Linked DNA regions of Homo sapiens: region 2 is linked to region 1. Evidence: chromatin contacts called from ENCODE Hi-C or POLR2A ChIA-PET data. All regions are on one chromosome and are shown on one strand. The core of a region is the stretch at or near the end of the contact, and the rest is flanking DNA. Distances in the headings are between cores, read along the strand shown.

The links. Hi-C counts contacts between places; a loop is a spot of excess contacts on that map. ChIA-PET counts read pairs that join two places held with the same protein, here RNA polymerase II (POLR2A). Pooled maps may share reads with other maps.
Region 2: a loop to region 1 is called in a map of tibial artery, with 2.1 times the contacts of the local background. The contact joins the enhancer-like site here to the promoter of ATXN7L2 in region 1. A Hi-C loop is called at or near these places in 14 of 168 maps with a recorded cell type or tissue (CD4-positive, alpha-beta T cell, CD4-positive, alpha-beta memory T cell, CD8-positive, alpha-beta T cell and 11 more), 3 of 37 single-sample maps with no recorded cell type and 17 of 50 pooled maps. POLR2A ChIA-PET finds 5 or more read pairs at or near these places in 5 of 52 experiments (CD4-positive, alpha-beta memory T cell, HEK293, PC-9 and 2 more).

Annotation. Positions count from the first base shown.
Region 1 is chr1:109,481,964-109,486,662 of GRCh38, forward strand. It overlaps ATXN7L2 (ataxin 7 like 2), which reads left to right and starts at 1,942. Exons shown (of 11, transcript NM_001350175.2): 1 at 1,942-2,117; 2 at 4,094-4,159; 3 at 4,543-4,647. The coding sequence starts at 1,991. It overlaps SYPL2 (synaptophysin like 2), which reads left to right. Exons shown (of 6, transcript NM_001040709.2): 6 at 1-171. RefSeq lists enhancers at 1,414-2,031, 2,032-2,651 and a silencer at 1,845-2,014.
Region 2 is chr1:109,261,410-109,266,108 of GRCh38, forward strand. It overlaps CELSR2 (cadherin EGF LAG seven-pass G-type receptor 2), which reads left to right. Exons shown (of 34, transcript NM_001408.3): 4 at 104-219; 5 at 399-487; 6 at 878-1,035; 7 at 1,397-1,560; 8 at 1,733-1,858; 9 at 2,202-2,368; 10 at 2,669-2,956; 11 at 3,045-3,219; 12 at 3,459-3,600; 13 at 3,782-3,902; 14 at 4,326-4,509; 15 at 4,696-4,699. Among named protein-coding and RNA genes, the nearest start is that of CELSR2, 14 kb to the left of the region's middle. RefSeq lists silencers at 2,307-2,356, 3,735-3,921 and an enhancer at 2,334-3,316. Within about 2 kb of position 2,122, at least 4 of the 41 ENCODE cell types and tissues checked have a DNase peak (open chromatin) inside an H3K27ac peak, as active enhancers do; they include dorsolateral prefrontal cortex and mammary epithelial cell, where a contact is called at or near this core.

The DNA of each region.
Region 1 (4,699 bases), core at 692-3,191:
AGGGTGCCCACCTAGGACCTTTCCTGGACATGAGTTTCCTTCACTATCATAGTCATGAGCCTCCTACTTCTGGGATTGCAGATCAGGGGTGGGGGGAGAATGTTGCATGTTGTTTTCTGGTGCTTGTTATTATATATTTGAATAAACAGTGCTGCAAGTACTTGCCATGAAGGATCTGAGACTGGAGTCCTTCCGGGGATTTATTTTTTCTTCCTCTCCCTTGCTTTAAGTTCTTGAACCAATATCAGGACTTTCACCAAGATATCATTCTACTGCTTTCCACTGTGCACCCCAAGCAACAAAGTCAGACTCTGTTGCTTGGGGTGCAGAGAGGAGAGCAGTTATTCCTAGCAGGCTCTGGTCTAGTGACATCTCCTCTTTTGGTGGCACCCAATTAGACCAAAGTAACTGGGACTCATTAGCAATTCTGGAGCAAACTCAAAAGGTGAGAGATAGTGGCTTCCACAAAGCTGTTTCCATTTGTTCTCCTACCATCTGTGACCCAAACAGGCTTCCTGTCAGGAGTTGAGGGCCATATGCTTCACTTTCTTAACTATCAGCTTCTTGTTGAACAAACTTGCACCTCTATCCCTCTTCAGAGAGTCACACACTACATTTACATCCCCTAGAAAAATACCTTGGGTACAATTGAACATTTAATTTTTACCTGATTCCTGGATGCCCTAGGGATCATCTGTGGGTCTCAGGTTGAGATTCCCTGCCCTCAGAGATTATTCTTGAAGTACTTACACCTTCCCTGGATGAAAAGGAGAAGAAAATCTGAGGTCTTGCTCCCCAACTTGTTTTCCCCTTAGCTAAAGGGTCAAGCGTCGGGGGTGAGGTGTGAGAGGTTGAGGAGGAAAAAGGATTAGTATTACTTTTTTAATGCGATGGCGGCGGGGGGGGGGCGGGAAATGGAGTAGGCAGACTTTTGTCTGATTGTGTGAGGGTGGGAAGAAATGTTATCAGCTGAGAAGATGAAAGAAATGGATGATTAAGGTACTTTCCAGACCTTAGCAAGGAAGATGACAGCTCTGATGAGAAATCTCCCTATGCCGAGGCTTCAGAAGCAGCCCTTCCAGCAGAGAAAGTATTCATTAGAAAAAGAAGGCAAAGTGATGGATGGAGTCAGGGTCCAGCCAGGGTTTGGGAAGAGGCTGTACAGGGTATCGATCGCAGTTCTCAAGAGAAGAGAGACAGATCAGCAGAGATGCTGCAAACACCAGCTGCCTCGGGGCCACCCCAGTTCTGGGGCTGGCTCTGGCTCGGAGACAGCCTTCTGTCATCCTGTCATCATGACAGGTGATCTTGGTCAGCTTGGCCAGGTCCTCTCAAATCCAGACAACGCCACGCCAACCCTCTGCTCTGCATCAGGGCAGCGTGGGTTTCCCACAGAGGAGGCACGACACGGGAGCCGAGGCCCTCCCCCACACCACCCCTGTGTCCTTCAGCACCTCCTACAGACTCCCTCCCCTTGCCCTTCTGATTCACAGCGCCCACCTCCCTGCACCTACCCTATTCGATCTACAGGGGAGCGGAGTCGCTTCGTGGCCGCCAGCCCGGGAAGGGGCGCCAGCCAGCTGGCGGACGCACGGCTTAGAGGGGCGTCTGGGCAGAGAGGTTTGGGGCTGGGGAGAGATGCAGTGAGCTTGGGAGAGTGGACTGGTAGCACAAATAATGTGTGCATAAGGGTTAGAAGAGGAGGTCCTGGAGCTTTGGTCTTCTCTTTTCCCCCTGCAATTGTGCATTTCGGAGGGACTCTTGCTGCAAGCTCGGTAGGCAATAGCATCCGCTCCAAGACTACACTTCCCAGAAGGCTGTGAGTGGGTGGGGGGGGGGGGGGCGCGGGGAACAGGCAACCTGTGTTGCGCTTGCGCAAAGACTGCGCTGGAAAGGCAGGTGGGGAGGAGGGGAGGCGTGCCCGCGACGGGGCGAGGGGGAGGGGGCCGCGCGGCGGCGGCGCCAGGGCGGGCGCGCGTCCGCGGCGGTGATGGCGGTGCGTGAACGCGCGGCGGCAGCAATGGCCGCTCTGGAGCGGCGGGTGCCGAGTCTCGATGACTTCGCGGGACAGAGCTGGAGCTCGTGGGTGGAGCGGGCCGACCTGCCCGCGGCTGACGGTGAGTAAAGCCACCCTAAAGTCCGGGGACCCCATCACTATCTCCCCTCCCCCCTTCCGGGCCCCCGCCAGCTGAGGGGAGCCGCCGACTGGAGCCGCCGTCCGGCTCCCCGGCCCCCCAAACAAAGGACCCGCCGGGTCCTAGTGCCCGCCCGCTCCGTCACCTTCGCGCCTCCGGGTCCTAGCGCCTGCTCACCGCTCGCAGCCCACCCTGCCAACCTCTGCCTCTGCCAGTCGCTAATACCTGCCCCCATATAGGCTTGCCTTTATCTTTCTCCTTGCCTGCTGCCCCTCAGCTCGCGACCCTCCTGCACCTGCCTCCAGCTTTCCCTGTCCGCAACAGTCCTCCACGTGTTTCCCACGCACCCCACTTCTGTGCCCCCTTCCTCACCCCCCTTGTTCCTTCGCCTTTTGCCCCACACCTCCTGCTCCTTTTCGGCATTTGCCTGCAGCTGCAGTGCTTTTAGACCCCCGCCCTCTCCGCGTTAGTTCGTCCGTCCATCCATCTATCCTCCCTCCCTCCATCCTTCGGTCCATCCATCCATGCCTCCAACCCACTGTCCTTTCCCAGGCCTCTTGCCCTGCCTCTTGGCTCTCTGCTCTTACTCTCACCTTCTCTAGGCCCCTGAGTGCCTTAGTGAGCGGGCCTACAGCCCCTTCTTCTGATCTTTGTCTTCTGGGCCCCAGGGAGCACCTGGCCTCGTGGCCTTTCGGGGTGACAGCAGGCATCACGCCCCTGAAGAAGTTTGCAAGTGAGAAGAGGTGGAGGAGGAGACTGCACGGAGGGGTCTCTAATGACACTTGTTCTCCTCTGAGACATCCGACTCCCAGTTTCGTTCTATCCATCATTCCCCGCACTTGCATTTAACGGACTTAGAGTGGGAGCTGCCCCTTGTCTCTTGCGTGCCTAACCCACGACCCCTCATAATCTGGATATTATATAAGATTGTCAACAATCTTCTCATCCTAGAAAGGAGCATATCTGTTAATGGGCATCAGAGAGCAGACCTAAGTGGGAGCCCAGGCCACCCTGGGGCTGCCCCATGCTGGGTGGGCAAAGATGGGGCCATTGTCAGGGTCTGGGTGCATTGAGAACCGGAAATGGAGTCAGACGGGTTTGGTGACTCAGAATTGATTTTTTTTTTCCCAAGGGACAGGGAGGGGGCGTAGAGGAGGGAGGGGGGAGGAGAGAGGTAGGGGGATGGGGAAAAAGCTGCTTTGCACAGCTAAGATGTTTTTGTCATTAACCCAGAAACTGAGGTACAAGGGCAACCCCTGCCCAAAGGCCCTCTAAGAAGGGGAGGGACTTGCATAGCTGACCAAGGAGACTTTGAAGATGCTCAAGGACCAAAGACAGCAGTTTCTCTGCTCTGTGACCATCCTATCAGTGCAGGACCTGAGAAGCTGGGTGTAACTTTGACAATGCTATGGTAACCCAGGTGGAGCAAAATTGAGTTCATGGGGGTGGGGACCTGGGAGAGTATCTATTTGGGATGCCACATAGTAGCAGAAAGGACCCATCGAGAAATCTCAAGAAGAGACTCAGGGACTTATAGAAACATTGGTTAAGGACGGTTTCCCCTTTAAATGGGGAAGCAGGCCCAGAAAAGAGATGATACTTACCCACAATCACCCAACTAGTTAGCAGTGGAACCCTAAACTGCACCTTGAAGTGAAGGGTCCCATAAGAAAGGTGGATGGATTCTTCTTAGTGGGGCCATCTTAGTCCAGATGCAGCAGGTGAAGGAAGATGGGCATTTGAGAATGGACCCACTGAAAGGTTCCCCAAGTGGTCCTAGCACCAGGAGCTTGTCACGGAGTGTGGGCTTCATACTGTTGAGCTGCAGGCCCTGCTTGGGGCTTCTGGAAAGGGGACAACCTCTGGGTTGTCTTCTGGGAAGAACAGTCTCTGGTAAGGAGAGGCTGGAGACTCTCTAAAACTGGCCCTGACCCTTCTGAGCTGTGTTTCTCCTCTAGGGGCTGAGCTGGAGGAGAGTAGCAAAAACACGAAGAAGTTGGATGCCATGACCCTCATTAAAGAAGGTGGGAGTCGACACACATTAGGGCTGGGACCCAGGGCAGACAGGACCACGCTCCACTTTTCCACCACACTACAGAAGGAGGTGGCTGCTTGAAGCAGCTGTCTGGGGACCCTCATTTTGATAGGTCCGAGTCGGCCGGTTGTTCTGGCTCCTGTGACCTGTCGTTGGAGATCATAATCATAGGTGATTGCCCACTCACCTGAAAGCGTATACCCTTTGGGACTGCTTAGATCGAACTCTGGAAGCTGGAAGCATTCAGCATGGAGCTTGTTATATCAGCGGGGAGGTGAAGTGCCTTCTGAGTGTGGGGTGGGAGTGCTCTCCGATCTTCCAGAGAAACCCTGGGATCTTCAGCCCCAGTGACATGGGCTTCTGTCATTGCAGACATGTCCATCTTCGGGCACTGCCCTGCCCATGATGACTTCTACTTGGTTGTGTGTAACCACTGCAGCCAAGTGGTGAAGCCTCAAGCTTTCCAGAAGCACTGCGGTGAGGGGAGCCCTAGGGAGGAGATAAAGGGACAGGGGAAGGTGGAGCATGG
Region 2 (4,699 bases), core at 872-3,371, 220 kb before region 1:
GTTCTGCCAGCAGATCTCCCTCCCCTGCGCTGGTTAGGTGGCGGGGGTGCTGGCATCCAGGTGGGTACCCCATTCCCTGCCCCCATCCCCAACTCCTGTTCAGGTTTGCCACAAAGGAGCGCGACGGGTTGCTGTTGTACAATGGGCGTTTCAATGAGAAGCATGACTTTGTGGCCCTCGAGGTGATCCAGGAGCAGGTCCAGCTCACCTTCTCTGCAGGTGATCACAGTTGCCCCCCATCCTTGCCCATCTTCCAAAGGCCCCAAGTCTTCCAGCCCCTGACCCCAAGCCACATACTCTATCAGCCAAATCTGGGCCCAGCCCCAGCCACTGGCACCCCAAACCCTGCCATTCCTAGCCCTCGTCAGGCATTCCAGCTCACCTGGTCCTTTCCCCAGGGGAGTCAACCACCACGGTGTCCCCATTCGTGCCCGGAGGAGTCAGTGATGGCCAGTGGCATACGGTGCAGCTGAAATACTACAATAAGGTGGGTGTGGAGGGCACAGAGGGTTGGGGGTTCTGTTCTTGCCTCAGGTGCTTACCCAGCCCTGAGTGGCATTGCCTCCAGGCTTGGGTGGGCTGGTCAGGGCATTTCTGGCTGAGAGGAAGGGAGCGGCTGGGAAGGTGCCACCTTGCTGGGCATTCCCACCCCACTGGGCACTGCTCGATGCTCTCTGTTCCACTAGGCAGCCGCAAACTTGGACACTGAGGAAGGTAGTTACATGCATAAACCACGTGAGCACACGTGTGTGTATATGCATGTGTGTACGTGTGTCTGGGCATGTGGGTGCACACAGAGGCACCCAGTGTGTGCTGGCCATGAACCTAGTGGGCTCTGTACTCAGTGTCCCCCTTCTCTGCTCTTTCCTGTCCACAGCCACTGTTGGGTCAGACAGGGCTCCCACAGGGCCCATCAGAGCAGAAGGTGGCTGTGGTGACCGTGGATGGCTGTGACACAGGAGTGGCCTTGCGCTTCGGATCTGTCCTGGGCAACTACTCCTGTGCTGCCCAGGGCACCCAGGGTGGCAGCAAGAAGTGAGCAGGGGAAAGGGCCAGGGATGGGGTGAAGTGAGGGCAGGGCCAGGCAGGGAGGGAAGGTGGAGAGGGTGGGCTTTTGGGGTCTCTCTCCCTTTGCCTCTCTTAGCCCCTGCTCAGCCCTGGGGATGGGGTCAAGACTGGGGAATCAGAGCAAGGCCCTGTGGGGCAGTCTGGGGAGGGGGCTGAGTGTTCGACAAGAACAGTTCCAGGTAGGGGTGACGCCCTTCCTGAGCACTGCTCTGCAGGGCCTCTTGGACACCTGCCTACGCCGTTCGTGTCTCTGGCCTGGCGGCAGAGCGAGCGGAGGACCAGAAGCTCCCAGCCCTCCCTTGTGCCGCCACCATCTTTGCTCCCCCAGGTCTCTGGATCTGACGGGGCCCCTGCTACTAGGCGGGGTGCCTGACCTGCCCGAGAGCTTCCCAGTCCGAATGCGGCAGTTCGTGGGCTGCATGCGGAACCTGCAGGTGGACAGCCGGCACATAGACATGGCTGACTTCATTGCCAACAATGGCACCGTGCCTGGTATGGGGGCCCGGGGTGGAGCCAGGCTGGGATCCCAGTGCTGAGAGGAGGGGCTGTGCCTGGTGTGAGGATGCCAGAATGGAGGGTCTCAGAGGCCTCTCTAACTGCTGCCACAGGCTTTCTCTTTAGAGCCCCAGCTCAGGTCCACTGAGCTGCCTTCTCTCCATTCCAGGCTGCCCTGCCAAGAAGAACGTGTGTGACAGCAACACTTGCCACAATGGGGGCACTTGCGTGAACCAGTGGGACGCGTTCAGCTGCGAGTGCCCCCTGGGCTTTGGGGGCAAGAGCTGCGCCCAGGGTAGGAGGGGCGGCTGTTAGAGGCCACAGCCTGGGTGCCATCAACAGTCTGGGAACTGGCAGGGTTGGGGCAGGCACTGGGCAGGGCTCTGCTGAGCGGGGCTGTGGGTGGAAAAGCGTGTCTGGGCAGAGCCCTGAAAGGGCAACACAGGAGACAAAGGGGCCAGTCAGAGGCAGGCCTGGGCACAGCGTGGGGCGGTCCCAGGGCAGGTACGCACTTTGGAGGGCGGGGCTGATGAGGGGAGTGGGCTCTGCCTCCCGTGCAGCCGCCACCGCTGAGCATCACAGCCCCAGGGCCCTCTGAGGCTCCACCCGTCACAGTCTGCCTTTTCCTGCCTCCCCAGAAATGGCCAATCCACAGCACTTCCTGGGCAGCAGCCTGGTGGCCTGGCATGGCCTCTCGCTGCCCATCTCCCAACCCTGGTACCTCAGCCTCATGTTCCGCACGCGCCAGGCCGACGGTGTCCTGCTGCAGGCCATCACCAGGGGGCGCAGCACCATCACCCTACAGGTGATGCATGGAAGGGCGGCTGGCCCTGGCCTGGCCATAGGGCCCTGGTAGCCTCTAGGCGGCTGGACAGAAGTGGCTGGGCAGGTCCTGGGCAGGGGTGGGGACATATAGAGGCCGCTGGATCCGTTGGGAAGGTCAATGCTGCCACCTGTTGGGCCTGAGGGAAATAAATACGCTTTCCTCTCTATGGCCTCAGCTGGGCAGCGGGATGGGTTTGATGGTCCAGAAAGGGGAACTGTGAGCTGGAGAACAGTGATTAAGGCCGTCTGCTGACCCTGTTTTCTTTCCTCCTGGTGTCAGCTACGAGAGGGCCACGTGATGCTGAGCGTGGAGGGCACAGGGCTTCAGGCCTCCTCTCTCCGTCTGGAGCCAGGCCGGGCCAATGACGGTGACTGGCACCATGCACAGCTGGCACTGGGAGCCAGCGGGGGGCCCGGCCATGCCATTCTGTCCTTCGATTATGGGCAGCAGAGAGCAGAGGGCAACCTGGGCCCCCGGCTGCATGGTCTGCACCTGAGCAACATAACAGTGGGCGGAATACCTGGGCCAGCCGGCGGTGTGGCCCGTGGCTTTCGGGGCTGTTTGCAGGTGAGTGTCCTGCCCTGCCCTCCCATCCCCTCCCCCACCACCTGCAGCCCCGCTCCACTGAGGGCAACACTGCTCCTGTCCCTCCCAGGGTGTGCGGGTGAGCGATACGCCGGAGGGGGTTAACAGCCTGGATCCCAGCCATGGGGAGAGCATCAACGTGGAGCAAGGCTGTAGCCTGCCTGACCCTTGTGACTCAAACCCGTGTCCTGCTAACAGCTATTGCAGCAACGACTGGGACAGCTATTCCTGCAGCTGTGATCCAGGTATGCTAAGGATCCAGGGCAACGGGCAGGTTATCAGGTGCCTGGGGCCACATGCTGGCTCTGCTGTGTGACCTGGGGCATGGGGCATCACACCACCTCTCTGAGTCTTAGTTGCCTACACAACAAAGCCATAGCCAGCTGATAGGATGCTATGTGGAAAGAAACAGATGAAGGGTTTGATGGAAGATGGTGCCAGGGGAGGGTGGGGGAATGAGCCTCTCTGGTCCTTCTGGTCCCAGGTTACTATGGTGACAACTGTACTAATGTGTGTGACCTGAACCCGTGTGAGCACCAGTCTGTGTGTACCCGCAAGCCCAGTGCCCCCCATGGCTATACCTGCGAGTGTCCCCCAAATTACCTTGGGCCATACTGTGAGACCAGGTAAGCAGACCAGGGCATGTGGCAGCAGGTCCCAGTGGCTGCTGCTTCTCTCTGGTGTGTCCCTCAGAGCCCCGAAAGCCTGGCTGATCCACAGCCAGGGTCAGAAGGGCCACATAGGGCTCACCTAGGTTAGGTGGGAGTGGCAGGGGGAGCTCATGCCTACCTGGGTCCCTCTCTGCAGGATTGACCAGCCTTGTCCCCGTGGCTGGTGGGGACATCCCACATGTGGCCCATGCAACTGTGATGTCAGCAAAGGCTTTGACCCAGACTGCAACAAGACAAGCGGCGAGTGCCACTGCAAGGTGACAGCCCCAAGCAAGCCTCCACTGTGGCCACTTGGGCCTCTGTCCACATCTCCTGGGCCCTAGAGGGCAGGCTGTAGGGATGGGTCTTCCTGTAGAGCTGAGGGCCTTGTGCCTTTGCTCTCACAGGCAGGGCAGTTGGCTGCTTACCTTCGTGTGTCTGAGGCGCAGGGGGACCCTGGGCCAATGTGTAACCCATGAGCTCTGGCCTGGTGTGGTGGTGGTTTGCAGCCTGTTCTGATTCTGTGACATCTCGCTGATGGGCTCAACTCCAAAGCATTGCTAGTGTTAATTATTTTGAATACTGCTCCTGAGGGGACCTGAGGTCGGGACCCTCTCCACAGGGGCCACAGCTGAGAAGGACCCATGAGCATCCTGGGAAGAGAGCCTGGCCAGTGACACCGTTCTTCCCTCCTTTCTCAGGAGAACCACTACCGGCCCCCAGGCAGCCCCACCTGCCTCTTGTGTGACTGCTACCCCACAGGCTCCTTGTCCAGAGTCTGTGACCCTGAGGATGGCCAGTGTCCATGCAAGCCAGGTGTCATCGGGCGTCAGTGTGACCGCTGTGACAACCCTTTTGCTGAGGTCACCACCAATGGCTGTGAAGGTGGGGCTCCTGGGATGGGTGGGCAGCCCTCCTTACAGTGTGCTAGGCACCTGCACCCCAGGAAAGCCAGGAAGGGGCTGGTTGCAGGCCTGGGGAGGCCTGGGGAGGCCTAGGGAGGGCTGGGGAGCCTGGGCAGGACAGCAGAGGGAGAGCTGCTCCTGGGTGACCATGTGCTCTTCCCCGCAGTGAA